Linked DNA regions of Homo sapiens: regions 1, 2, 3, 4, 5 and 6 are each linked to region 7. A link is a loop called in an ENCODE intact Hi-C map of the cell type or tissue named here. Cell type or tissue: heart right ventricle. All regions are shown on one strand. Region 1 overlaps SLC9A8 (solute carrier family 9 member A8). Region 2 overlaps SLC9A8 (solute carrier family 9 member A8). Region 3 overlaps SPATA2 (spermatogenesis associated 2). Region 4 overlaps SLC9A8 (solute carrier family 9 member A8). Region 5 overlaps LOC105372653 (a long non-coding RNA gene). Region 6 holds the start of SLC9A8 (solute carrier family 9 member A8). Region 7 has its middle 44 kb from the start of PTGIS.

What was found. Peaks named below come from ENCODE experiments on the same cell type or tissue, not always from the same donor. Only the 100,000 strongest peaks of a DNase experiment are listed, where the experiment ranks them.
Region 1: a loop joins it to region 7, with 8 times the contacts of the local background. A loop is called at or near these places in 60 of 110 quality-filtered maps.
Region 2: it touches region 7 in a loop (3-fold over the local background); 100 of 110 quality-filtered maps call a loop at or near these places.
Region 3: a loop joins it to region 7, with 2.8 times the contacts of the local background. A loop is called at or near these places in 8 of 110 quality-filtered maps.
Region 4: a loop joins it to region 7, with 11 times the contacts of the local background. A loop is called at or near these places in 100 of 110 quality-filtered maps.
Region 5: it touches region 7 in a loop (17-fold over the local background); 66 of 110 quality-filtered maps call a loop at or near these places.
Region 6: it touches region 7 in a loop (5-fold over the local background); 36 of 110 quality-filtered maps call a loop at or near these places.

The regions. Positions count from the first base shown.
Region 1 is chr20:49,887,130-49,891,129 of GRCh38, forward strand. It overlaps SLC9A8 (solute carrier family 9 member A8), which reads left to right. Exons shown (of 16, transcript NM_015266.3): 16 at 700-4,000. The coding sequence ends at 807. Among named protein-coding and RNA genes, the nearest start is that of MIR12122, 25 kb to the left of the region's middle. RefSeq lists enhancers at 939-1,750, 1,751-2,562, 3,637-3,806 and a silencer at 1,439-1,558. In heart right ventricle, CTCF peaks have their summits at 1,552 (motif pointing left) and 3,029 (motif pointing left); DNase peaks (open chromatin) are centred at 1,542 and 3,742; H3K27ac peaks cover 3,566 bases.
Region 2 is chr20:49,850,766-49,854,765 of GRCh38, forward strand. It overlaps SLC9A8 (solute carrier family 9 member A8), which reads left to right. Exons shown (of 16, transcript NM_015266.3): 7 at 45-79. Among named protein-coding and RNA genes, the nearest start is that of MIR12122, 11 kb to the right of the region's middle. In heart right ventricle, no CTCF peak of the experiment used is centred here; no DNase peak of the experiment used is centred here; H3K27ac peaks cover 2,193 bases.
Region 3 is chr20:49,908,413-49,912,412 of GRCh38, forward strand. It overlaps SPATA2 (spermatogenesis associated 2), which reads right to left. Exons shown (of 3, transcript NM_006038.4): 2 at 1-180. The coding sequence starts at 78. Among named protein-coding and RNA genes, the nearest start is that of SPATA2, 5.1 kb to the right of the region's middle. RefSeq lists an enhancer at 1,500-1,794. In heart right ventricle, a CTCF peak has its summit at 1,576 (motif pointing left); a DNase peak (open chromatin) is centred at 1,601; H3K27ac peaks cover 3,894 bases.
Region 4 is chr20:49,844,333-49,848,332 of GRCh38, forward strand. It overlaps SLC9A8 (solute carrier family 9 member A8), which reads left to right. Exons shown (of 16, transcript NM_015266.3): 5 at 704-787. Among named protein-coding and RNA genes, the nearest start is that of MIR12122, 18 kb to the right of the region's middle. In heart right ventricle, CTCF peaks have their summits at 2,091 (motif pointing left) and 2,294; no DNase peak of the experiment used is centred here; H3K27ac peaks cover 146 bases.
Region 5 is chr20:49,926,435-49,930,434 of GRCh38, forward strand. LOC105372653 (a long non-coding RNA gene) reads left to right here. Exons shown (of 3, transcript NR_134564.1): 3 at 2,291-2,387. Among named protein-coding and RNA genes, the nearest start is that of RNF114, 8.0 kb to the right of the region's middle. RefSeq lists a silencer at 2,258-2,552. In heart right ventricle, CTCF peaks have their summits at 2,411 (motif pointing left) and 2,616; a DNase peak (open chromatin) is centred at 2,407; H3K27ac peaks cover 724 bases.
Region 6 is chr20:49,810,950-49,814,949 of GRCh38, forward strand. It overlaps SLC9A8 (solute carrier family 9 member A8), which reads left to right and starts at 1,879. Exons shown (of 16, transcript NM_015266.3): 1 at 1,879-1,999. The coding sequence starts at 1,974. RefSeq lists an enhancer at 1,558-1,697 and a silencer at 1,848-2,127. In heart right ventricle, a CTCF peak has its summit at 1,920; a DNase peak (open chromatin) is centred at 1,822; H3K4me3 peaks cover 2,179 bases; H3K27ac peaks cover 3,810 bases.
Region 7 is chr20:49,609,702-49,613,701 of GRCh38, forward strand. No RefSeq gene overlaps it. Among named protein-coding and RNA genes, the nearest start is that of PTGIS, 44 kb to the left of the region's middle. RefSeq lists an enhancer at 1,255-1,755 and a silencer at 1,481-1,600. In heart right ventricle, a CTCF peak has its summit at 1,566 (motif pointing right); DNase peaks (open chromatin) are centred at 1,550 and 2,590; H3K27ac peaks cover 2,433 bases.

The sequences.
Region 1 (4,000 bases), 280 kb after region 7:
AGTTTGGTTTTCCTGGATGATAGACTCGGGGTATTGATCAGCTACTGAATCGGAGCTGAGGAATTTCAGACATACCAGGGCCTCAAGCTGTGGCCCAAGTCTGCCCCCAGCTCAGGGCTCTGGTTCTGTCCCTCGGGGCACTGCTGGCCTCTCTTTAGTTGGAGGCCTTGGGTAGGGGTGGGGCTCTTCCTGCTGCTGCCCGCTTTGTTTCCGAGCAGGCCCATTTTCCACTCTCCGGCAGGCCTGAGAGCTGCCGGTGTGTGCGCTCTTCCAGGAGCCAGGCAGCTCCAGTGACTGTGACCACGACCGCTTCCTTCTCCAGCATCCTGTGCAGTGGATGCAGCTGTGTCCCTGACAGCTGAGGAGATGGAGGCCTAAGGGGGTGCAGTAACCCCGCAAGGTCACAGCCAATATGGGCATAACTGGGAGCAGAGCTAACTGTGTCTGACTCCAGAGACCACATGTTCAGCCTCAAGCCATGCTCCCTCCTCCTTTCTGAATGACACCTCCCGTGACCTCCACCCCCACAAAGAACAATCCCAGCTCAGTTTGTTCAACTGAAACTGAAGTTGCCTGTGGCCATCACCCTGCCTCCCACCTCCTCCCTAGACACCCCACACAAAACACCCAGTAGCATCCCCTCCCTTCCATGGCCCTGCCCCTGACGCCCTGACGGCTTGGTTGTGTCTCTCGACCCAGGACCTGCACCACGGGCGCATCCAGATGAAAACTCTCACCAACAAGTGGTACGAGGAGGTACGCCAGGGCCCCTCCGGCTCCGAGGACGACGAGCAGGAGCTGCTCTGACGCCAGGTGCCAAGGCTTCAGGCAGGCAGGCCCAGGATGGGCGTTTGCTGCGCACAGACACTCAGCAGGGGCCTCGCAGAGATGCGTGCATCCAGCAGCCCCTTCAAGACATAAGAGGGCGGGGCGAGGTACTGGCTGCAGAGTCGCCTTAGTCCAGAACCTGACAGGCCTCTGGAGCCAGGCGACTTCTTGGGAAACTGTCATCTCCCGACTCCTCCCTGAGCCAGCCTCCGCTCAGTGTGGCTCCTCAGCCCACAGAGGGGAGGGAGCATGGGGCCAGGTGCCAGTCATCTGTGAAGCTAGGGCGCCTACCCCCCCACCCGGAGGACCCCTGCGGCCCCCTGCCTAGAGGAGCACCATCTACAGTTGTGCCATTCCCCAGCCACTGCCTTCATGCTGCCCCCGCCGGACTGGCAGAGCCAGGGGTCAGCCACCTGCCTTTGAGTCATCAAGATGCCTCTGCAGCCACAATTCTGACCTAAGTGGCAGGGCCCAGAAATCCTGAAAACCTCCCGCTGCCTTTTGTGATACTTCCTGTGCTCCCTCAGAGAGAAACGGAGTGACCTTTTGTCCTTTACCTGATTGGCACTTCGCAGTCTATCTCCCTGGGTAGCAGACGGCTGCTGCCCTTCTCTGGGCATGTTCTGAATGTTTACACTGGTACCTTCTGGTATCTTCTTTAGAGCCCCCTGCAAGCTGCAACTCTAGGCTTTTATCTTGCGGGGTCAGAGCGCCCTCTAGAGGGAAAAGCTAGAGGCACAGGGTTTCTGCCGGCCCACAACTGCTGTCTTGATTTGCATTTTACAGCAAAGTGCTGAGAGCCTCTAGTCGCCTCCTGCCATCTGATCTCCCTCCCCACCATTCCCGTACTCAGTTGTTCTTTTGTCTAATCGGAGGCCACTGTGCTGAGGCCCTGCAGTGTCTGCTCACTGCTGCCATCTTCGCTGCTAGTCAGGGTTCCATCCTCTTTCCCCTCTCCCAGTTCCCTACCACGTTGGATCCCATTCGTCACCCATGCTAGGGTCCCCAAAGCACTGGGGCAGGGGCCAGAGCAGCAGCACCCAGTGCTCCCTCCTCTACTCTGACCTGGGGCCCCAGCATCCTGGAGCACACGCTCCACGCACACACACCCCAGCCCTGTCCCAGGGGCCTGGCCCCCTCAGCCATCTCAGGGTGAGGAGCTGCCAGTCATGTCCAGATGGAATGACTCCCATCCTCTCCTCATCTCCCCTTTGACGAGCCTCAAACTGCTCAGCTCATCAAAGAGCCATTGCCAACTTCCGTATGTGGTTCTGGGTCCCAGGGAGCCTTGGAACCTGGCACCCTGGGGTGGTTTAATTCATCATTAAGAAGCATTCCTGCTTCTCAAGGGACACAGTGGCCTGCATGGGCCAGCATGGACCCTGGGCTGATCATGTGCATTCCTGCTTCTCTGGGGACACAGTGGGCCCACATGGGCCAGCATGGACCCTGGGCTAGAGCAAGCACATCTCCATCTCTTCCACCTCAGGCAGTGTGGCTCCAGATGTCAGGAGGGACTGACCTCAGGACCTTCCAGGTTCCTCTGTGCCAGGAATGAGAGGCCAGGCCCGATCCTACCACCTCGCCTTGACCCTGAAGTCAGAGCAGGCCAGCCAAGCAGGAAGCACACTGTTTACTTTTTGCATGAAAAGTAAATGTGTACTTGATAGAGCTAAAATATGATCTTTTTTAATTTCTCAACCCCATAATTTGAGCCATTGCCTTGCTTAATTTTGGTTTCCACCATTTCCTTTTAGTGGAGAAGAGAGGAAGTCAGAGGGTAGGGACCTTTGCCTGCCCCTGGGCGAGTGCGGGCAGGGATCTGAGACCAGATTGTTCTCGCACCCCTGCCAGAACTCACTCTCCCCTGAAGTTTAGGGTCCCATCTCCCAGATGTAAGTTGTTTTGCAAACTCAGTTTGCCAGGATTTCTTTCTTTCCTAATCTTAAATTCACAGATAAAGCAATGAAAAGAGTCAGATCCCATTTCCGTCTGCCCCCTCGTCACCAGGTGTGATAGCCCCAGCCAGGTCACACCTGGCCTCACACTTTGAGCTGAGACTTGAAAACGATGCTGTGGCGGAAGAGCATGTGGGGCTTGGTGGAGGGGCCCCAGGATTTGTTGGGGGCAAAGGGGGTGGCGGGACCGTTCCCAGGAGGTACCAGCACCTGCCTCGATCTCCTCTGAGCCTCTTCTGCCCCCTGTCGGCCAGGTGAGGTCAGCAGCCTGGGAGAGTGCCCCCAAGAGATGAGGGCACCCCGTGTTCCTTGGCAATCTTGGCTCACCTTGGTAACAAAAGGCCATAGAAGTCTGTTTTTCTGGGTCAGTTTTTTTTGCCTGAGAATAACAAATTGCTGCTGTCTACCTTTAGCACACCCAATAATTCTATTTGGGGCAGTGAATGCATAGAAGATATAAAAATACGCAGCTTAACTATATCTTCCTGCGTGTGTATTTATTTTCTTCTGGGTCTAGGCCATGGTACAGGAGAACTGTGGCGTGTAGGAGGAATACTTCAGGATGAGTGAAGGCTGGAGCCAGGGAGCGCTGGAGGAAACCAGCCCTTTAGCCAGCAGCCCCTCCACCACAGGCACTGCTGTGTGGAACGAGTTCTTGGAATGAATCCCATGCTTTCTGCAGCCTGTAGTTGTTATGACCCCTCGGAACAACCACCCCGTGGCTTGTGTGGGGTCTCGCAGGGAAAAGGGCTGGCTTCTAGGTCCCCGAGATAAGTGTGCAGGGGGATGGGCCAGGGCCAGGCTAAGGGTGGCTCAGTTCCATCATCTGGAGGTCAGACACACTGTCCAGAGGCAGAACTGAAGCCCTCTCGGCCCCTACCCTAAGCCAGCCACCCCTCTTCACAGTGGGTGAGCTGGGCTGGGCTGGCTGGCATGAGGCCAAGGGGTAGGCCTGAGCGCCAGAGTCGCCCAGGTTAGCCCACAGGATTCCTTTGTGTGCCATGGAATGCTGAAAGATGGGTGACTGGGGACCCTTCTTAAAACCTTTGGCAAAGGTGCCATCGGCAGGGCTTGGCCTCATGAAGTCTCAGGTCCGTGTTCCCGCAGGGCGCACATGCTTGGAGAGTCCTCAGCAGGGTAGCCGAGGCCAGGCCACTTCTGCTGAGGATGGGGCAGGCTGGGGTGTGGGTGTGGCCTGGGGTGGCTCAGGGCTG
Region 2 (4,000 bases), 240 kb after region 7:
TTTTTTTTGTGTGTGTCTGTGTGTTTGTGTGTTTTATTTTACAGGCTGATGTAATCTCTAAACTCAACATGACAGACAGGTAAATCCTTCATACTGTAACACCCATGCGACTGCTTTTCAGACAGGGGAAATGTTTCTCCACATTGCTTCCTGGGTGTGGTACTGTTCTATTCTCTCTCTGTGTATTTATTTTTGGTAAGGATTTCTGCCATAGAATCTTACTCTGAGTTAATTTGTATCTCTGAAATGAATCAAAAGTATCCTAAAGACTTTTGAAGATCCCTAGTGGGGCATTGCTGATTGGAATGATTTAGTTTAAGCTTGGGAGGGAGTAACTCTGCTCAGCTAACTGCCCTGCCTGTGTGCACGCGTACACTGTACCATTGTCTTCTTATTTACAAGACTTTTCAGTCGCCGTAACAAAAAGTCTTCTTGACAGATTAGAGATGGAGAGGGGGAGTGACGGAGAAACTTTCCTCTGGGATTCCCACGAAGCCTGTGGTGGGGGAAGCAGGGCCAAGACCTCTATTGTGGTTATTGTAGAAAGCCCCTCCATCTGAAGCCACTCCCGTGAGCACTTCCCATGAGCCCCATCCAGGATTTCCCAGAATTGCATAGTGAGAAGCAACCTCACTAGGTTGAGGCAGTTGTCTCTCAGAAGGTACCAGATCTAGTGCTGAAAAAGTGCCCATGCTGAGCATAGTCTGGGTTCCCCCCTCTGAGAGCAGACAGCCTTGCTCAGTGTGTCTGCATTTGGTCTTGTGACATGGCTGGGGAGCTGGGCAGCAGGGTCACATGTTCGTCCCCAGATCCTTGCCATGGGGCCAGTCAGAGCTTTCAGGATTTAGCAGCAGTTTAGCAACTTGGGACTAGAATCTGGGAACCCTTTTCATGGGAACTGTGTCTCTGATAACAAATCCAATTCTATTTCTACCTCCACTCACCACCCACCCCAGCCCAGGACAATTTTGGAGCTTTTGTTGTAAGACAGTTTTGATACATAAACAAGTAGTCCTATTCCATGAGAGCTGGAAATAAAGCAGAACTGATGTCCTGTGTTTGGTAGGTATTTTGCAAATAAAAAGAAATGCCCAGTAAAGGAAGGTATCACAGTATTCAAACCTTCCACTTGTTTTGGGGGCAACTGGTTAGAGATACAGACAATGCTGGATAACTTCCTGTGAAGTTGAATTGAATCAGTGGTTGGGATGTTCAGGTGGAGGACAGGAAAGGAATTGCCCTGTAGACACACTGACTTAGAGCCGGGTAGTGTTTTCCTCTCCGTGTGCAGAAGTTTCCTTTGCTGTTAGAAAGTGACGATCCCTCAGATGGGGACTGCTCTGGGGTCGCAAACCCACACAGCCGCAGGGCCTGGCAGAGCACTTAACAGAGGGAAGCTGGCCAGCTGTGAGTCTAGACATGGGGCAGCGGCCAGTGGGAGAACACACCCTGTATGAAGGGACAGCCACTTCTCAGCGCCAACTCATGATTACCATGTGGAAATCTGGGCCCAGAATTGGTGGCTATTTTAAATACTTTTTTTTCAAAAAGATGCTGGGTTTCTAGATTTTTATAGGGAATTTTCCAGTTTTTCAATGTTGACAACTTGCTCAATTTTTCACAAATACCATGCAGACCAAACATGAGAGGGGACCACAGACTTTTTGCAACCTCTGCACTGTAGAAAACATAAAAATAACTTCGTTGCACACGTTTTGTTTTGTTCTAGTGATATCTTGTTGGAGAGAGATTTCACTCTTAGAGATCCTGAATTATTTCGCTGCCTTAGTTCATTTCTTTTTCATTTTGTTAATGTTGCTATCTTTTGGGGCTATGGGATAAAGAAAATACATTTTTAAGTTGAACTTCTGGCGTTTAAAAGGCGAGGTCTTAAAGATGTGAAGTGGAACAGCTGACAGCCAGGTGAAATAACCGTCTTTCCATACAGACCTCTCAATGATTCAGCAGTTTGTATTTCAGACTTCTCATCTTCACTGTCAGAAATACTCTGCCTCAATTTAGATTCCCAAGCAAACTGTGTAACATGATTTATACAAAGCATTTCCCCCAGCCTTTTGTTTGTTTTGTTTTTTTCAGTTAATTTAGAAAGTTTATTTTGCCAAGGTTGAGCATGCGCACCCGTGACAGCCTCAGGAGGTCCTGACGACATGTACCCAAGATGATCAGAGCACAGTTTGGTTTTATACATTTTAGGGACACATGAGACATCAGTCAACTTATGTAAGATGGACGTTGCCCCAACCTTTTATTATGAAAAATTTTAAACATACAGAAAAGGTGAAGCATTGTGAAGTGAATACCCATAAACAAATTTTTAAAATATAAAAGGTGTATCCTGCAGGGGTAGGAGAGGCACAGGACAGGGAACTTGGGAGCCTGTGGTGGGCCTGCGCTTCACTGAGGCTGGAGTATAGTGGCATGATCACAGCTCGCTGTAGCCTCAAACTCCTGAGCTCAAGCTGTCCTCCTGCCTCAGCCTCCTGAGTAGCTCGGACTACAGGTATGCGGCACCACTTCCGGCTAATTTTTGTGTGTGTAGAGATAGGGTTCTCTCTATATTGCCCAGGCTGGTCCTGAACTCCTGAGCTCAAGCCATCCTCCCACCTCAGCCTCCTAAAGTGTTGGGATTACAGGCGTGAGCCACTGTGCCCGGCCCAGGATACACTTTTTAGACATCATCCTCCTTCCTTCACGGCCTCTGGTGATGGGGCTGTGGTTGATGAGAGTGAAAATAAAAGAGCGACCAGAAGCTCTGTCTGGGTTGTGGTGCAAGGGCCTGGGGACCAGCCACCAATAAAATAGGATCTCCCAGATGGGCAGTTGTTTAGTGGAGTTACCTTCCCTTTCTTCCTTCCCTTTCTTCTTCCCACCTGCCTGCCTGCTTGCCTTCTGCAAGTGTCTCTGGGCCATGCCCAGTACAGACCCTGGGAATTCACCCATGACGAAAATTCAGCATCCACTCCCTTGGAGCTCACAGGCCTGTGATGACCTCTGTGAGGACAGGCGAAGTCTGGGAACTGAATCCTCAGCCTGGGATCCGGAGGCACTCTGGGTTAATGCGCATGAGTCACATTCACAGGCAGCTACCATGGAAACCAGAGGCCAGATGATTGACTTCTGAAGAGAACTGTACCTGGCAAGGCAGCCAGGCATTTCCTCAGTCAGCTCTCCTCTCCCTGACCCTGCAGCCAAAAGATCACCCATTGAAGGCTGCTCAGCCGAGCATCCTTTTCCCCCTAGACCCAGGCTTGGTGAGGGTGGGAAGCTCAGGGCAGTCGTCTCTGGCTGATGACTGACACAGGCTGGCCATTGGGTCTCCATGTTTTGGCTGGTGTTGTGGAAGGGGGCAGACCCACCATTCTGCTGCCCTGGAAAGAAAGTTGCAACAGGCATGGCACAGAGGCTTGTGGGAAAATCACCAAAGGGCAGGGAGAGTGAATTGTCCAGGCTCATGTGGCACATGAGGCCCCTTGAGGGAGCTGGTCCTGCCTCCCTCGCCAGCCTCTTATGGCTCCTGCCACTCACCCCACCCCCACCACCACATGCACCTTCCTTCTGTTCCTCAGGCAGCAGGCTTGCTCCCACCGCAGGAGTCGCTTGCTGTCACCTCAGCCTGCAGCTCTTGGCCTGGCCAGCTGCTTCTTAACATGTAGGTTCTTGCTTACATGTGTCATCCCTTCACAGAGGCCTCTCCAGACCGCCCCATCTAAGTGGCTCCCACACCCACACCCCCACCCCACCTTCCCACGTCACCTCAATTGATTTCCTGGGTCACATGTGGTATTGTCTGAATTTGCCTTCATCTCTGGGTATTGCTGTATCTACTGTTGGGGGTAGGAGTACCGACTCTGGGCAGATAGCCTGGCTCTGCTACTTGTTAGCTGAGTGACCTTGGACAAGTTACTTCATCATCCCGTTGTCCCTCGGTTTTCTCCTCTGTCATTGGGGCAGTAGTAGCAGTCTCATACAGTCACTGTCT
Region 3 (4,000 bases), 300 kb after region 7:
TTTGCTCTCATGGAACTGCACGTACTTCCGAAATAAGTCATCCTTGAATTTAGTATCCATTGAACTGGGCTTCCCCATCCGATCGAGGGGGGCTACCTTATCTCCTCCATGGCTTCTGGATTAGAGGCAGGGACATCACTAAAAGCATGGACATGTTGCCGCCTGGACCAGCGGAGTGCTCTGGAAGGAGGGGAACAAGAAGCATGTCATTCCTCGATACGGTCGCGCTTCGGCTTCAGGTCGCTGAGGCAAAATGAACAGCAGAACTGGCCTGGGCTACACTGGACCCCAGCAGCACACTACAGAGCATGTACTACAAGCAGGGTTACAACAGAGGCCAGAGAGAGATGGACCTTGACTTTGTTGTGCTCACAAATGAAAAATACGATTAATATTCCTGAAAGAGAAATTCGGGTGAGTACAGCAGGAGCTCCTGTCCTGGTTTCGTTGGGGAAGGGCGAGTTTAGGAAAGCCCTCTTGAGACAGCAACAGACCTGAAGGATGAGGAGTCTGCCAGGCCAAGAGGCCGGGGAAGGAGTCGCAGTAGAGGAAGGCCCTGAGCTAATAGTACCAGAGGCTCCAGACACGTGACGAGCTTCACACACACTAACTCGCTTACTTTTTTTTTGAGATGGATCCTTGCTCTGTAGCCCAGGCTGGAGTGCAGTGGCGTGATCTCAGCTCACTGCAACCTCCGCCTCCCGGGTTCAAGCGATTCTCCTGCCTCAGCCTCCCAAGTAGCTGGGATTACAGGCACCTGCCACCACGCCTGGTTAATTTTTGTATTTTTAGTCAAGATGGGGTTTCACCATGTTGGCCAGGCTGGTCTCGAACTCCTGACCTCAAGTGATCCACCAGCCTTGGCCTCCCAAAGTGCCAGGATTACAGGTGTGAGCCCCCATACCCAGCCTCACTTTTTCTTCTTAAACAATCCTAGGAGAGAGACGCTACAGGCAGCCCCAGTGGACCATGTGCAAACTGAGACACAGACATTAGAAACTGCTCAAGGTAGGCCAGGCACAGTGGCTCACACCTGTAATTCCTGAACTTTGGGAGGCTGACGGGGGAGGATGGCTTGAGTCCAGGAGCTCGAGACCAGCCTGGGAAACACGGTGAAACCACGTCTCTACAAAAATACAAAAAAATTTTTAAGAAAAAGAAACTGTCCAAGGTTATAGAACTCTCAGGAGGCAGAGAAGCTGAGCTCAGAACCCAGGCAATCTGGCTCCAAAGTCCATGCCCTTACCCACCACACCCTGCTTTCCTGAGGCAGGAAGCCTGGAACAGTAACAGAACTGCAGCCAGTGAGGCCGAGGCCACGAGGGCAGGGGCATGAGGAGAGGCAGATGCCAGCATCAGCGGGACCCTCAGCCCCAAGGCCGCAAGAGCACATTCAGAATTCGATATTTTATACAAAGAGCCACGTGAAGCCACTGAAGAGTTTACAGCGAGGGGAGAGAGATACGGTCTTATTTACAATTTTCAAAAGAGGCCACCGTGGCTACCGGCCCCTGGAGTGCTGTTACCGGCCTTTGACAGCCTGCGGCCCCTTTATCACCAGAGCGCTTGACAGCCCCCTGTTGGGAGAGGATAGAATGTTCTGAGCTGGGACACAGGCTTTACACAATCTTGTCATCTGCTTAGCCACTTGTTAGTAGAACAGGCACAGATCCAGCAATATTCTTGTCACCACAACGCTGGGAGCGAATCCGGATTAATGGAGGGACACTGCCAGGGCCAGGGGAGACAACACGCGCAGGGTCACGGACACGGGGTCCAAGGCCAGGCACCTGCGAGTGAGGCCAGGGCTGCTTCTCCAGGTTACTTGGGCAAATTGCTCCACCTCCCTGGGTGTCGGTTTTCTCCTATAAAACGGGGTTAATAATAGCGCCTCTGTCCAGAGCTGGCGAGAGGATTATGCATGATGGAATATGAAGCTGCTCAGAGAGCCGGCTCCGGGAAGTCCTTGATGGCCATTGCTGTTGTCTGAAGGTGCTGTACCCCTAAGTGGACAGGCCTTCTCTGAGTGGGGCAAATACCTCTGACTGGGTGGTAGATGTGCATTTTCACATGCTCTGGTCCTGCTGCTCCTGCCCAGAAGCTCCGTGGGTGCAGGCCTGTGACCATCTTGCTCAGTAAGGTGACCTGTGTGCTTCATGTCTGCTGAGTGTGGGAGACAGCAAGGGGCTGAGAGAAGCTGCAGCAGGACTGGGCCTGGCATGTGGGGGACTCCTTTAGCAGACCTGTGTTCAGCTAGGAAGGTCCTACGAGCCCAGCAACTATCAGGAGGTCAACAAAATCATCCTCATCTCAAAGAGCCAGTAGTCTGGCTCCTCCACAGATTTTGTCCCCAGGAGGAGACTCCTGGGAGTACTAATGGTGCGGTGAGAGGTGGGATGTGTAGCAAAACTAGGGACACAGAGAGGCCACTGTCTCCAACACACTGCACTGCTGAGGGAGCCCAGTGCTACAGTGACAAATAAGGCTGAGGAGTACAGGAGGCAAACACATCCATTTAGGGGCCAGGTGCGGGGGCTCACGCCTGTAATCCCTAAACTTTGGAAGGCCAAGGCAGGAGGATTGCTCAAGGCCAGGAGTTCGAGACCAGCCTGGGCAACATAGCAATACCCTGTCTTTACAAAAGAAAACAAAATCCACTTGGGATAAAATTCTGCTTCAGGAAGATTCTCATCATTCAGGCCTCAGCTCAAACATCAGCCTCTAGAGGTACCACCCTATCTCACCTTCCCAGTTCCACACTGTCACATTCTCCTACGATAACCACAATCTGAAACTATCAACTTCATTCATTCATTAGCTTCCTCTCTTTGTCCACCCCTCACCCTCCCTGGTAAGCTGGTAAGCTCGTGGTAAGCTCCATAAAGGCAAGGACCATGTCTGTGTTGTTCACCACGATGCCTAACACAGAGCCTGCCTGTGCTTGATAAAGTAGGTGAAATGGATGCTGCAGCCAGGCACGGTGGCTCACGCCTGTAATCTTAGCACTTTGGGAGGCCGAGGCAGGTGGATTGCCTGAGCTCAGGAGTTCGAGACCAGCCTGGGCAACACGGTGAAACCCCGTCTCTACCAAAATTTAAAAAAAAATTAGACGGGTGTGGCAGCATGCGCCTGTAATCACAGCTACTCGGGAGGCTGAGGCAGGAGAATTGCTAGAACCCAGGAGGCGGAGGCTGCAGTGAGCCGAGATCGCCCCATTGCACTCCAGCCTGGGCAACAGAGCGAGACTCCGTCTCTAAAAAAAAAAAAAGAAAAAGAAAAAGAAAAGAGAAAAAGAGAAATGGATGCTGCAAAGGATGTCTGCATTCACGATGCCATCACTTTAGTTTCTCATTGGTACCTCCCAAGAATCCTGGGAGATCAGCTGGAGAGCAAAGAAACGGGCTCAGAAAGATGGCATGAGGTACGACAAGTAGCTCAAGGTTAGCAGATGATGGACCCGATAATCCAAGCCTGGCCTTCTGACTTGGAACCTGTATTCCTCTCACCACCCCACGATTCCCATGTCCAGCAAGCATTTCTGCAGCCCCCACCCTCTGCCTGAGCTGGACCCAGTCGGGGAATGGGGATGGGTGGGACAGGTAGAGGACAGCAATAAAGGAGACACATCCTGCCTGCAGCTCTAGCTGGAAGAGCATACCACCTAGTATCAAAGTAGGTATGTGCTCTAACTTCATACTGTTCTGTCCATAAAAAAATAAACAATTTAAAATGTATATTCTCTTAAAAAATAAAAATGCAGGCCAGGCGCGGTGGCTCACGCCTGTAATCCTACAACTCTGGGAGGCCAAGGTGGGTGGATCGCCTGAGATTGGGAGTTTGAGACTAGCCTGGCCAACATAGCGAAACCCCGCCTCTACTAAAAATACAAAAATTAGCTGGACGAACACCTGTAATCCCAGCTACTCAGGAGGCTGAGGCAGGAGAATGGCGTGAACCCAGGAGGGAGAGGTTGCAGTGAGCTGAGATCGTGCCATTGCAC
Region 4 (4,000 bases), 230 kb after region 7:
TTACCTTTTTCCTGGAGGATTCCAATTTGTGGAGTTGTTTTTGAAAGTCTGCAACCAGAATTGAAATTTTCTGTATTCAGATTAATTTTCTTTCTGTACTAAGGAATAAAAAACATACTACTGTGTTGTGCTGTTTCTTTTCACTGATCACCTTTAAAATCCTTGTCTTGGCCACGCATGGTGGCTCATGCCTGTAATCCCAGCATTTGGGGAAGCTGAGGTGGGAGGATTGCTTGAGGCTAGGAGTTTGAGACCAGCCTGGGCAACATAGCGGGACCCTGTATCTTAAAAAAAAAAAAAAAAAAAAAAAAAAAAAAATTAGCCCGGCATGGTAGCACGCACATGTAGTCCCAGCTACTCAGGAGGCTGAAGTGAGAGGATCACTTGAGCCCAGGAGGTTGAGGCTACAGGGAGCTGTGATTGCACCACTGCACTTCAGCCTGGACAACAGAGCAAGAAAGACTCTGTCTCAAAATAATAATAATAATAATAATGATAAAAATAATAAAATACAGTTTCATTTTTTTTTTTGGTGGGGGAATCTCTCATTCTGCTTGATTTTATTATCAGGTAGTTATTTAAACATTATATGTTTCCACTAGGCCAGGCCCTGAGAGAATAATTATTTTGGCTCTTTATTGATTAATTTATTTCTTAATTACACAAATTCCATGCCCTTAAGATACTCATTTTCTATTTACAGGAAGAAGAAATGTTTCGTCCAAACATGTTTTTCCTCCTCCTGCTTCCCCCTATTATCTTTGAGTCTGGATATTCATTACACAAGGTGAGACTCAGGCACACATTGGTGCTTTGGTCTGGACAGTTTCTCATGTTTGTAAGGCAAGTTCCTTAAAAGCTTGGGTATAATTTAGCAGCAGCAGCAGCAGCAGCTCTGCTCCTTCCTGGTTGTGCTCAGTGGAAGCTGGACTGCAGTGCCTGACTTCTGGAGAGGAGCAGACATGATGAATTGGCTGCTTTAATGGTTTCAGGCAGTATGGCTCACTGAGCCAGTGTTTGCCATAAATGGGTGCTTTGCCCAGGAAGATGGCTGAAGTGATGTTAAGTGGCTCACAGATGATGCATTGACTCGTCTTCCTGGACACAGACTGATAGATGTAAAGAGGATAGACTGTGTCCTGGGACGACGGGGACATGTGCCCCAGGACTTTTGTTTCTTTCAGCTCCCCCACTGGGGCCTTTCTAACCTTCTCAGGCCCATCCATCCTTCCATGTCTCCCTCTCGGTGCCCTCCCCTGGCCTCAGACCCCAGCTTGATATTCCCCTTCATCCCTCAACCTCTATCGCTCCTCGCCCACTCCCTGGTCCAGCTTCTCCTTCCCAGGCTGGAGCCCCATCCTTCCCTGCCTAGTCCCACAGTTGCCTGCCCATTCTTTCCTCCCTGCCTTGGTGAGCAGTGGCACTGGCCCCTACCCACTTCTCTGCTTTGGCTTGGCCTTGACGGCCATTGCCTTGCAACTCCCAGTGTGAGATGTTTTTTTTTTTGTTTTGTTTTTTTTGAGATGGAGTCTCACTCTGTCACCCAGGCTGGAGTCCTGTGGCATGATCTCGGCTCACTGCAACCTCCACCTTGTGGGTTCAAGTGATTCTTCTGCCTCAGCCTCCTGAGTAGCTGGGATTACAGGCACACGCCACCTTGCCCGGCTAATTTTTGTCGTTTTAGTAGAGACGGACGGGGTTTTACCATGTTGGCCAGGCTGGTCTCGAACTCCTGACCTCAAGTGATCCACCCACCTTGGCTTCCCAAAGTGCTGGGGTTACAGGCATGAGCCACCACACTCGTCCCCTAGTGTGAGTCTTTCTGCCTGAGCAGGAGCTTCTCACTTTTAAGCCTGCTTGTGTGCGTGCATGGTTTTTTCCTTGTCTGTGAGTTTTCTTTAAACATAAATGTATTTAAGTTTTAAAATAAAGTGATTCAACTTAAAATACTAGTATTAATAATACAGCAGCTATTTTGTGAATGTGATTTTTAAAAAAACTGTGAAGATTGGAAAGTTTAGGCCAGTCCTTGGAGAGAGGAAAGCCAGAGACACAACACAGATCTAATCATGCGCTGCCCCCTACAGGTTTCTTTTTGGTAAAGTAGAAACCAAAAACCCCAAAACCCTACCTCCCAGGGTGCTTTGAGAGTCACACTAGATGAAAGAACGTAGGCAAAGCACCACCCACCACACTAAATAAATGAAGTGCTGCTGCTTGTTATTAATGATAAAAATGTCATTTATTATTAATAACAATATTACCACCAGTAGTAATAATAATTTATTAAGCTTAATATGGTCGGGCCCAGTGGCTCATGCCTATAATCCCAGCACTTTGAGAGGCCGAGGTGGGTGGATCACTTGAGGCCAGGAGTTCAAGACCAGTCTGGCCAACATGGTGAAACCCCATCTCTACTAAACATACAAAAATTAGCTGGTCGTGGTGGTGCGTGCCTGTAATCCCAGCTACTCTGGAGGCTGAAGCATGAGAATCATGAGAATAGCTTGAACTCGGGAGGTGGAGCTTGCAGTGAGCTGAGATCACGCCACTGCACTCCAGCCTGAGTGATAGAGGGAGACTTTGTCTCAAAAATAAATAAATAAAAATAAACTTAATTTGTTGTTGACATGGTATAAAATAAATAAATACATAATTTTAAAAAATGAGTTAGATTTGTCTAGAAATGTTTGGTAAAAACATAGAAATTAAGTCTTTAATTTTCCTGTACTAAAACAAAAGCATATTAAGATGTTCAGCCCAGATTTTTTTTTAAGTTATTATTTTATTGTGCATCTATCCAAAGAAAAAGTGAAAAGGAAATTTAATGTAAAAAATATTCACAAGTCTTACAAACTGTTAGTGACATCAGATAATTTTTAACAAGGAAACATAAGTTGAAGGTCACCATGTCTTTCCTTTCACTTTGTAAACAAATCTTAACTGTAAGCAGATATGAAAATATTTCAAAACATGCTGAGGAAATTGACTTGATTTTGACTTAAAAACATGACATTTTGAATATTAGAGCATGTAAAGTTTTTCTTTTCTTTTTTTTTTTTTTTTTTAGAGGGGAGAGAAACTTGTTCAAAATTTGAGGAAAGTAATAGTTTTTTAGAGAAACATTTTGTTGAAGATGACTTTCCAGCAGGAAATGTGACAATTTATATGAAAGGGACTGATAGGATTATGAAATGCTACTTCTGAAACTTCTATCCACTTTCTACCCTCGCCCAAAGATGATAGGAAGTAAAGTTTGAATATTTTATTTTAATATTATGATATCTGCTAATGTAAATTTGGATTTAGAATACAGATTACAGTAAGATTATCATCAGTTGATATGCATTAGCTAGGCAGCAACTGGTTCTTTGAATTGCAAATATTACACAAATCACAGGATGTTAATTATGTCAGAGAGAAACAGATAAATTTGCTTTATGTAGCAGAGGGAAGTTCTTGTATTATGGTAACTTTAACTTGGGTAAATGTTCAGGATCCAGATTAATATTAACCAAATATATAAATTATATCAACATTAGATCTCTGCAAACAGGTCAAAACTGATTAATCTGTTTTTTTTTTTTTTTTTTTGAGATGGAGTTTTGCTCTTGTTGCCCAGGCTGGAGTGCAATGGCACGAACTCGGCTCACTGCGAACTCGGCTCACTGCAACCTCGGCCCCCTGGGTTCAAGCGATTCTCCTGCCTCAGCCTCCCGAGTAGCTGGGATTACAGGCGTCTATAACCACACCAGCTAATTTTGTATTTTTAGCAGAGATGGGGTTTCTCCATGTTGGTCAGGTTGGTCTCGAACTCCTGACCTTAGATGATCCACCCGCCTTGGCCTCCCAAAGTGCTGGGATTACAGGTTTGAGCCACCGAGCCCAGTCTAATCTGTTTTTAAATAACAAAAGAAAACAGCGATTTGCAAAGAGCAACTCATAGATTGAAAGCCCTTTGTTTTGAAAAACCAAATCATTGTGTTTTAAAATTCTTTGT
Region 5 (4,000 bases), 320 kb after region 7:
AATTCATAGAGACAGAAAAAGGATTAGAGGTTACCAGTGGCTGGAGAGGGAGGAATGGGGAGCTATTTCTTATAGATGGAGTTTCTGTTTAGGTTGCTGAAAAAATTTTGGAAACAGAGGCGATGTTTGCACAACATTGTGAATGTAATTACTGCCACTAAAGTATATGCTTTATGGTGGTTAAAATGGCAATTTTTATGTTATGTATGTTATCACAATAAAAAAATTTTGGGGGGGGCCAGGCCAGTGGCTCACACCTGTAATCCCAGCACTTTGGGAGGCTGAGGTGGGTGGATCACTTGAGGTCAGGAGTTCGAGACCAGCCTGGCCAACATGGTGAAACCCTGTCTCTACTAAAAATACAAAAAAAAAAATAGCTGGATCTCATGACACCCACCTGAAATCTCAGGTACTCGGGAGGCTGAGGCAGGAGAATTGCTTGAACCCAGGAGGTGGAGGTTGCAGTGAGCCACGATCACACCATTGGAATCCGTGCACTCCAGACTGGGCAACAGAGCAAGACCCTGTCTCAAAAAAAAAAAATGGTGTGGCTGGGCACAGTGGCTCATGCCTGTAATTCCAGCACTTTGGGAAGCCAATCTGGGTGGATCATTTGATGTAAGGAGTTCGAGACCAGCCTGGCCAACATGGTGAAACCCTGTCTCTACTAAAAATACAAAAAAATTAGCTGGACGTGGTGGCACACACTTGAAATCCCAGCTACTAGGGAGGCTGAGGGAGAAGAATTACTTGAACCGGGAGGCAAAGGTTGCAGTGAGCCGAGATGGTACCACTGCACTCCAGCCTGGGAACAAAGTGAGACTCCATCTCAAAAAAAAAAATAAATAAATAAATAACAGAAGATCTGGACAGACACTTCACAGAGGTAAAACATACAAAATGGCCAATAAACAAATGAAAAGGTACTCAACGTCATTAATCATTATGAAATCTAAAATTGCACAGTACCACTACACACTCACTAGAATGGCTAAAAGTGTCTGACAACCAAATGTTGGTGAGGACGTGAAGCAACTCATACCTTGTTAGTGGTCATGGGAAATAGTTGGAAAATGGCTTGGTTTGGCAGTTTCTAATAAAATTAAACACACATTGGCCGGGCACGGTGGCTCACGCCTGTAATCCCAGCACTTTGGAAGGCCAAGGCGGGCAGATCACCTGAGATCAGGAGTTCAAGACCAGCCTGGCCAACATGGTGAAACCCCATCTCTACAAAAATACAAAAATTAGCCGGGCATGATGGCAGGTGTTTGTAATCCCAGCTACTCAGGAGGCTGGGGTGGAAGAATCGCTTGAACCCAGGAGGCGGAAGTTGCAGTGAGCCGAGATCGTGCCATTGCATTCCAGCCTGGGCAACAGCAAGACTCCATCTCAAAAACAAACAAACAAAACAGACAAACAAACAAACAAAACAAAAAAAATTAAACACACATTTACGAAATGACCCGGAAATTCTACTTCTATGTGAATGCTTAGTTTTGAAATGTCTTGTTAATTGTGATGACTTTCTTCTATCCTTAGCCAATGTCTCAAGTCACAATATACACATGAGGTGCAGTTTATTGTAGATGAAGGTGGATTCAAATCCCCTATTTCAATGTCTTCTTGTTAGTACTCATTATTTGGTTGTAGTTCTTGTCAGATATTATGAGATCGTTATGTTTTTACCTCATTATGTGGCTGACCCTTGATATAATAGAAACTGTAAAATGCTATGAGCTGGTGGGATAACTGATGAAATGCAATTTTCTGGAGGCAGTTTTTTTTTAATTTTTTTTTTTGAGACAGGCTCTCACTCTGTCGCCCAGGCTGGAGTGCAGTGGCGCAGTCTTGGCTCACTGCAACCTCTGCCTCCTGGGTTCAAGCGATTCTCCTGCCTTAGCCTCCTTAGTAGCTGGGATTAACAGGCATGCGCCACCACACCCGGCTAATTTTTGTATTTTTTTGGTAGAGACTGGGGTTTTACCATGTTGGCCAGGCTGGTCTCAAACTCCTGACCTCAAGTGATACACCGGCCTCTGCCTCCCAAAGTGTTGGGATTACAGGCGTGAGCCGCTGCACCCTGCCAGGGGCCGCATTTTTATGTGATCATCCCCGCGTGGCTTTCCTGTTTGAGACTGAATAATTCACTGTTACATTTCCAACACTTACCAGGATACTTAGCACATAGAGTTATTGGTTGAATGAATATTTACATGCCAGTGTCTCCTCTGTTAAGACTCCTTTTAGGCTGAGACTCTTTTTTTTTTTTTTTAATTTTTGTTTTCAGGCAATGTACAGTAAGCCATGATGGGCAGAGGCAGGAAATACTTAGAGAACTGGAAAGAATAAAGGAGCCGGTGTTCTCTTCGCAGGGCCCGGTGAGTCTGTGAGATGCTCACACGCCCCCTGGTGGTGTCAGTAGGAATTCTTCCTGGCGCTCAGCAATTTGGCAATCTTGAAGAACCGGCTGAAATCAAGATGAAATTATCTGCCCACAGGTTTAAAAATGTAGCAATACATGATGGGGTAAATTATGCCTAACTTAGACAAGTATAGCGATAAATTTTACATGTGGCCTGAGGCTGATAGAACTGTGACGCCTGAGAGTTACAGGATTTGAGGGCTGGAGTTACTTCCGATTCATCTTAACTGTTCTTAATGCATCATTGTTTATTTTTTCTTTTTTTAAGAGAAAAAAAAGTCACCCAGGCTGGAGTGCAATAGCACGATCATGGTTCATTGCAGCCTCAACGTCCTGGGGTCAAGCAGTCCTCCTCAGCCTCCCCAAGTGCTGAGCCCACATGTGCATGCCCCTATGCCCAGATATTTTTTGTATTTTTTGTAGGGATGGGATCTTGCTATGTTGCCCAGGGTGGTCTCGAACTCCTGGGCTCCAGGCAATTGCCTTAGCCTCTCAAAGTGCTGGGATTACAGATGTGAGCCACCTCACCTGGTCCCGAATTTTTAATTAAAAAGTGGTGCATGAACTTGATATAAATATTTAGACAACACAAGAGGAAACAGAAGGAGAAGTCTTTCTCCAGGCCCAGAACCTAAGACCCAGTCCCTTAGCTCCCCTTTTGTTTTTTGGTTTTTTGTTTGTTTGTTTCTTTTCATATAAAATAGAGACAGGGTCTTGCCATGTTTCCCAGGCTGGTCTCAAACCGCCAGGCTCAAGTGATCCACCTGCCTTAGCCTCCCAAAGTGCTGGGATTACAGGCATGACCCACCACACCCGGGCCATTTTCCCTTTCTAATAGGAACCATTGGTACCAGATTCTCAGAAATCTTCCCAGGAGGCCGGGCGCGGTGGCTCACGCCTGTAATCCCAGAACTTTGGGAGGCCGAGGCGGGTGGATCACCTGAGGTCAGGAGTTCGAGACCAGCCTGGCCAACATGGCGAAATCCCGTCTCTACTAAAAATATAAAAAAATTAGCCGGGCGTGGTAGTGGACACCTGTAATCCCAGCTACTCAGGAAGCTGAGGCAGGAGAATTGCTTGAACCCAGGAGATGGAGGTTGCAGTGAGCCAACATGGTCCCACTGCACTCCAGCCTGGGTGAGAGTGAGACTCCGTCTCAGAAAAAAAAAAAAAAAAATCTTTCCAGTAGGGCAATTGACTCATCCTGTTTTGCCCGGGACTTTCCCAGTTTTGGCACTGAAAGTCTCACATCCTGGGAAACCCCTCACTCCCAGGCAAACCTGGACACTTGGTCACCCTACTTTCCAAAGGCATCTATTTATCATATACAAACATATACATATATTAGTTGCATTACTTGGCATCTTGATGTTGTTTTAATTAAAAATATTTTTTGGGCCAGGTGCAGTGGCTCACACCTGTAATCCCAGCACTTTGGGAGGCCAAGGTGGGCAGCTCACTTGAGGTCAGGAGTTCAAGACCAGCCTGGCCAACATGGTGAAACCCCGTCTCTACTAAAAATACAAAAGTTAGCCAGGTGCAGTGGCGCATGCCTGTAATTCCAGCTACTCGAGA
Region 6 (4,000 bases), 200 kb after region 7:
AGCTGTGGGACCGCAGGCAAGTGCCTTGATTTCTCTATGTCTGTGGATAATGATGGTATCTACCTCAAAGCTATGTAAAGAATTAAGGAAACAATAGCCCAACACCACACCTGCAGGAAGGAAGCAAGTTTATTATTACTCAATAAACATTGGTGGATCCTGATGACATTCTCTCAGTCAGCTTTAGCAGTCTTAAGAGACTGCAGAGGATGGAGAACCCAAGGTTAGAGCCAGATTTCTTCTCTACCCAGTTCCTCGGGGCCAAAACCCTGACACCATGCTTAACTCCTCTTTTATACGCCATAGTCCGTCAGCAAACCTTGTCTTCAGTATGCGTCCAGGAGTCCAACCATTCCTGCCACCTCCACCGTATTACTTTCATCCAGACTGCCATCAGCTGTCACCTAGATTATTGCAAAAGCCTCCTTGCTGGCTTTGGGGCTTCCATCCTCTCTCTCTCGCCAATCCCCAGTCAACTCCCAACAGGCAGCAAAGCTTAGGTTACTTCTCAGTTCAAAACCCTTCTAGGTGTGCTAGAATTAACTGATTTATTTACTCAATGATTATTTATTATTGAGTGTCTACTATGTGCCAGGTACTGTTGTAGGCATTGCAGATAAAATGGAGAACAAAACAGACAAAAATTTCTGCATTCATGAAGCTTCCGTTCTCATGGAGGGAGATGGTTAACAAACAAGTGTATGAGTAAAACATATGGTAGGTTAGGTGTCATGTGGAAAAATAGTTTAGGGAAGGCGGGGGGCCTTGGATTTTAAGTAGGGTGGTCAAGGAGGTCTAACACACAAGATAAGGGTTAAATAAAAGGCCAAACGTAGGAGAGGTGGGAGCCAAAGAGCTACCCAGAAGAAGAGCATTCTAGATAAAGGCTCAGTAAGTGCAACGGTGGAAGTATTCCTGGTGAGTCTGGGACAATAGTGGAAAGTCAAAGTGTGTGGGAGGGGAGATATAGAGCCCCATGCCCCCCTCCCACACACTTCAGAGGGGAAAAGGGGGCAGGATTGAGTCCTGTACATTCCCCACGTTTTTTTTTTCTCTGGAGATTGGAAGCCATTGGAGGGTCTAAGCAGAGGAGTGATGAGTTAAGCTGCTGTGTGGAAGTCCGTAAGGAACAGGGGTGAGTCAGAGACCCTGAATGGAGCCGTTGCAATTATCCAGATGAGATAGAGTGCCTTGGATCAGGAAGGGAGGTAGCAACAGAAGCGGCCAATAAAGTTCAAAGTCCTCAGCCCCAGTCCTCCCGATGGGGGTCTCACCTACCCCTCTCACCTCACCTTGTTCCTCCCTGCATCCCCACCCCACCGGTCACTGCTAGGCACATAGAAGCATCTACTAAGCATGTGGTGAATCAATGAACCCCTTAATGAATGGTCCACCCCTAGATCATCAGCATCCTTTTTAACGCTAGGCATATAGTCTGAACTCAACACATGTTTACAGATGGAATGCTGCACAGTCCTGCCAAGTCCAGGCGGTTATTCCTCTCCACAGCCGAAGGAAACTAAGGCTCGGGTGGGGAAGTGTCCCCCTGGGGTCTCTCCGCTTAGGCTGCAGGCTGGGCATCCTTTTTCAAACTCTTTTAGCACAGCGAAGTCGAGGGCACTGGGTGGAGGGTGCTTGCTTGCCCTCAGGGTGAGTCACAGTGACCTCAGAGGAGTTTCCCCAAAACGTCCCCGCCCTGTGATGGGGAAAAGCCGGAATCTCTCGGTCCCAGGTGGTCATGTGGCCCAGGCCGGACAAGCGTCCCGAAAGCCCCGGGAGAGACTAAGAAGCAATCCTCCCACGCGCTTTCTCCCACCCTCGGGCCACTGAGACGGAGGGACAGAGGGCCGCCCTCGCGCGGCCGAGGCCCCGCCTCCCGCTCGCCCGCCCGCGCCTCCAGCGGAAGCCGGAAGCAAAAGCGGGTCCTGCTAGCCCCGCGGCTCCGAACTCGGTGGTCCTGGAAGCTCCGCAGGATGGGGGAGAAGATGGCGGAAGAGGAGTGAGTGGGCTTTTTCCCGGGCGGCGGAGGCGGCGGGGCTGGGCCCCGGCGGGTGACAGCGAGCGCCTCAGGCCGCCCTCCGGCCCCGGAAGGCGGAGCTTCTTTTGCTGGTTGGCCAGGACTGACCAAGCCGGTGCCTACGAGGAGGGCGGGATGGGCGGGCCTGGGCCCAGGTGGGCCTTGCTTTCCCCTGGAGATCGGTCCCTCGAGCTGGGAATCTACTGCCCAGCGCAGGCCCGGAGAGCTGTCTTGCGGAAAATACAAACCATATTTACTTTCCCAGTTTTCGGTAATCTCATGGTTACTGAGCCCTCTTCCGCCTCCTCCAGGAAGTCGTCCGGGTTCTCCACACCCACCTCCTACGTAGCCAGTCGCCTCCTGTATAACGATCAGTTTTCATGTCTTTCTCCTTCACTAAGTTTCATTTAGTCATTAACTGTTAGCCATCTACTCAATTCCAGGCCCTGGGCAGGTGGTAGGAAAGGAGGCCGACCAGGAGCCGCTCTCTGGGAGCTTCCATTCTAGTGGGAAAAGAAGACCATAATTAGTCAAGGTGGTTTCAGATCGTGATTAATTAACGTTATTTGTGCCTAGTGTTCCATTATTGGAACGCTAAGCATGTGGGAGTTATTTATATCCTACTGCTCAAGGTCATCGCCAAGGTCTGATTTTTCTCACGTCTGCAGTTCTAAAAATTGCAACCTCTGGCATGAATGGGTTAAGTGTTCTGAAGGAAGCAAAATAGAGTTAAGGTTGGGGAGTCCACTCAGGAAAAAGTGACATTCAGCAGAAACTTGAATGACCAGAATGAGGGATAGGAGAAATAACATCAGGTTCAAAAGGCCTGGCTCAAGAAAGAGTTTAGTGCTTTTGAGTGACAGGCAGCATGGCTGGTGTGTAGAGAGGAAGGGGGTTAGCTGGACAAGGGGAGATGGGGAAGGACGGGCTGTGTCCTCCAGGTACTTTTGGGCAAGTCCAAAAGTCATCTCCATACCTGCAGGGCAGAGTCTGTTGCAGATTGTAGATGCCCTATCACTGTTTGTGGAATGAGTATGTGAAGATGAATAAGGAACCCCTTCATTGATACTGGAGTCCTTCACCTGATAACTTTTCAAATATATTTCTTGGCCATGTGGGGGTCATTTCATGTAATCAGTTATTTATTGAGCAGCTGCTCCATCCCAGACACTAAACAGCCTCAGCAGCACAAAATAAAAGAGGCAATATAGCCCAGCGATTTCAAGTTTGGGTTTTCAGCTTGATTCTGCCACTAACTGAGATGTTGGTGAAGTTTTGCAACCTCCCTGAGCCTTAGTTATGCATGAGTAAAAAACGGAAAGTAATCATACCCAATCAGACATGTTATACCTATTAAATGAGAGGTAGTGTGTTACCTAGTTCCTGGAATAAAGCAGTGCTCAGAAAATAATAACTTTTGTAGTCACAGTAACAGTTATTATAGCAATATTGTACTAGTTCACAATCCCAGCACAGTGTGAAAGAGCTGTGGGAACATACGCAGTGGAGTGGGTAAATTCGGGTGTGGTAAGATGGGGTAATAGGAGGTGACATTTGAGCCGTTTGAAATCTGAGAGGGATTTTGTAAAGTAGGGTAGGGCATGCCCAGATCAACAACTGGGCAAATTGAGGTGGCTTCTTCAACTTGCAGAAATAATGCCAGGAAAATAATGTAAATTGGAGAAACAAAGGTGCTAAGTAAACAGTGTTGGACCTTGGAAAGTGATGAGACTCCAGTTTGCCTCCCTTTAAATCCCCCAGTATTTGCCAAAGAGCAGGCAGCATTTCATTTCTATACTAGCTCTGATTCCCTACCGTTCTTGTCCTCTAAGTGGCTGTATTCAAAAGCACCAGAGGCCACTGGTACCCTTGTGCTGTGCAGGCAGGGATTTTCTTAGTAAGTTTCTCTCGAAGGCCTGCCTGTTAAAGACTTCTGAATCCCATAAAGTTCTTGGACAGCTTCTCTTTCTGGTGTGAGGTGTG
Region 7 (4,000 bases):
GCTGCTATTGGCAGATCCATCCATCCACCCATCCATCCACCTACCCATCCATCTATCCAACCATCCATCCATCTATCCATCCATCCCCATCCGTCCATCCACCCACCCATCCATTCATTCAACAAATATTCGTTGAGCACCTACTGAGTGCCAGACACAGTGCTGAGTGCTGGAGAGATGCCAGTGACCAGAAAGACACAGCCCATCCCTGCCCCCAGCAGCTGTTCACAAAGAGAGGATGGGCAATAAGCAAGACAAATAAGTAAAATATATGGCACTTGGTGATTCTTGCTGTATATAAAAATAGAGTAAAAGCTGTGCACGGTGGCTCACACCTGTAATCCCAGCACTTTGGGAGGCTGAGGCGGGAGGATCACCTGATCCCAGGAGTTTGGAACCAGCCTGGGCAACATAGCATAGTACAGACCCTGTCTCTACTAAAAACACAAAAAATTAGCTGGGCATGGTGGCTCATGCCTGTAGTCCCACCTACTTGGGAGACTGAGGTGGGAGGATTGCCTGAGCCTAGTCGAGATCGAGGCTGCAGTGAGCCGTGATTGTGTCACTGAACTCCAGTCCAGGTGACACAGCGAGACCCTTTCTCAAAAAGGCTGGGCGCGGTGGCTCACGCCTGTAATCCCAGCACTTTGGGAGGCCGAGGCTGGTGAATCACTTGAGGTCAGGAGTTTGAGACCAGCCTGGCCAGCATGGTGAAACCCTGCCTTTACTAAAAATACAAAAATTAGCTGGGCGTGGTGGCGTGCCTCTCAGGTACTCGGGAGGTTGAGGCACGAGAATCGCTTGAACCTGGGAGGTGGAGGTTGCAGTGAGCCGAGATCGCACCACTGCACTCCAGCCTGGGTGACAGAGCGAGACCCTGTCTTAAAAAAAAAAAAAAAAAAAAAAAAAAGGCAGCACAGAAGACTGAGAGGGTGGGGCTGGAGTGTGTTTCAATTTTAAATTAGGCCTTGAGGGCCATTGAGGGACCTTGGCTCTCATTGTGAGTGAGCTGGGAGTCATGGAGGGTTCTGAGCAGGGGAGGAGCCTGGCCTGACTTAGGCCCTTGCAGAATCACTCCACCAGGAGGCCAGAGTGTTAGGACCCAGGGTGGAGGCTGCGAGCTCGGGGAGGAGGTGACCGCACACAGGATGGCGGCTGGGCTTGGCGGGGCAGTGGAGTGGGGAGACAGAGTCTGGATGTATCCTGAAGGTGGAACAGACAGGATTAGCTGGTGGATGGGACATGTCGGTGGCAGACAGAGAGGAGTCGGGGATGAATGACTCCCTGAGCCTCTGGGGAGGGTGGAGCTGGCTGCCCTTAAGGCTAAGAAGGCTGTGGGCAGAGCAGGTTTCTGCGGGAGATGAGGAGTGGGTTGCGGATGCATTCACCCTGAGTTGCCTGGCAGTGTGGACGTGGAGTTTGGGTTTACCCTCGTGTTGACAGGTACACGCTCGCGGTGCGGTTATCACGCTGCTGCTGGTGTCACCACGCGGGCGCTGCAGGGACGGACCTTTCCCATCGCCAGGCTCTTCGGGGACTGCTGCAATGCCCCGTGCAGCCGCCAGGGAGCGCCCGAGCCGCACCCAGGACGCGCGGGGACCGGGTCATCCCGCGGGCTACCTGTGCGGGGCAGGACGCTTAGCCGCACCCTTGGCCTCCGACTACTCGGAGTCTGTTGCATTCCTCCTTCCCCCCGCGCGCCGTGTGACAGCCAAAACTGTCCCCAGACATTGCCAGGCGCCCCCTGGAGGGGAAAGTCGCCCCCACGGCAGTCAGAGCCATGGCCTGCGCAGCCACATTCATTTACTGAGCGCCTACTGTGTGCCTGCGTCTGGGCTCCGCAGGGGCTCACGGGGGTTTCTCCTTTTCATCCAGGTTTCTGTTCAGATGTCACCACCTCAGAAAGACCCTGTCCTAGACACGCTCCATTCAATGACCCGAAAGGATCTTGTTGAAATGTTAACTTATTACATTTTTGGGTTTTTGTTGTTGTTGTTTTTGGTTTTGCTTTGAGACAAGGTCTTGCTCTGTCACCCAAGCTGGAGTGCAGTGGCACAATCTAGGCTCACTGCAGCCTCAACCTCCTGGGTTCAAGTGATCCTTCCACCTCAGCCTCCAAGTAGCTGGGACCACAGGTGTGCACCACCACACCCGGCTATTTTTTTTTTTTTTTTTTTTTTTAGTAGAGACAGGGTCTCACTATGTTGCCCAGGCTAGTCTCAAACTTCTGGGTTCAAGTGATCCTCCTGCCTCTGCCTCCCAAAGTGCTGGGATTATGCCACTCTGCCTAGCCTTCTTTATTGTCTGTCTCCCCTACCCAGCAGACAAACCCCTGCCCTCTTAGAGTGCAACTTCCAGTGAGCCAGATGGTCACCTCTTTGAAGTGGTGGCATTTGAGTTGTGCCTTGAAGGATAGAAGCTGCCGATCATGGCAGAATTTGAAGAAAGGTCTTTCCTGGCAGAGGGAAAAGTCAGGGCGAAGGCCTAGGGGCTGCTCAAGTCCCTGCCTTAAGGCATTTAGAGCGTCCTGCCCAGTGGGTGATGGGTCCCCAGGCCACACACAGCTGCTGGCCGAGCGCCCCAAGTCATCAGGAAGCCATGTGGTGTGGACAAGGGCCAGGCAGCCTGGACACACAAAGGCCCATTGACAGCTGCATGGGAAAAGTCCAGGGCACCCAAGCCGGAAGCCCAAGGCTGGTCCCTCTTGTCAACTCCCAAGGAGCTTTGGGTGGGGACAATAGAAAAGCCAGACCTTCTCAGGAGACTCAAGTTTCCCTGGGGTGGGGCAAAAATGCAGGTGGCCTGGTCACTGGGACATGCAGGGCAGCTGTGTGAGGCTTTTGCAGTCCCCCAGCCCTGGTTCTAAGTCTAGCCCTGCCCCCTGCTAGCAGAGTGACCTTGGTCATGTCATGCTCCCTCTCAGACCCTAAGTTCCCTCATCTCTAACACAGGGTGAAAGCTGGGTGCAGTGGCTCACACCTGTAATCCCAGCATTTTGGGAGGCCAAAGTGGGTAGATCGCTTGAGTCCAGGAGTTTGAGACCAGCTGAGCAACATGGTGAAACCTCGTCTCTACAAAAAATACAAAAATTAGCTGGGCATGGTGGCACACGCCTGTAGTCCCAGCTACTCGGGAGGCTGAGGTGGGACAATCACTTGAGCTAGCAAGGTTGAGGCTGCAGTGAGCGAAGATCACGCAACTGCACTCCAGCCTGGGCAACAGAGCAACACTCAGTCTAAATAAATAAATAAATAAATACAATGGGGTGAAAAATAGAAGCAACCTTCCAGCAATGGTGTGAGACTGCCTGGGTAGAGTAGTGGGAACCAGGCCTGATTCAGCAGGTGTTTAAGAGCAGGTGGTCAGTTCCAGCAGTCAGCTATAGTGGCTGGCTGGAGTGGCCATCTGTGGCGGTCAGTAGTGGTGGTCGGTCATAGTAGTCAACTTTCATGGTCGGCTATCACGACACTAAGCATGAGGACCGTCAGGTGAGCATGGCTGGGGTGTTTGGTCAGACAGACCTGGGTTCCACAGGTCTCCTGCTTTCCAGTGTGGGGCAGATATGATCTCCTTTTTCCAAGCCTCTGTTCCTCCATCTGTAAGATGGGGATAATGAGAGCCCTACACAGGGCAATGACTGTGAAGCGCCCAGCACTGGGATTATAGAATGTTCCAGGGCTTTGGAGGGCAGCCTCAGAAGAGCAGGCCAAGGAAAGCGCAGGCCTCCCGACTGAAGGAGGTCTGCAGAGCCAGCAGGTAAAGAGTGGCTATAAACGAACAGGAGCTGGGCCTCCCTCCGCGGGCAGTGGGGACGCATGAGGGCATGTTCCCAGCCTGATAGCAGGAAGCATTTCTGGAAAAGCCCAGCTGAATAGTGAAGATAGCAGAGCAGGAATGTGAAGAACGCAGACCTGGGATCAGCTTGCTGGGCTCAAGTCCCCTGTACTAGCTGTGTGTCCTTGGGCAAGTTACTTGACCTCTCTGTGCCTTGGTTTCCTCA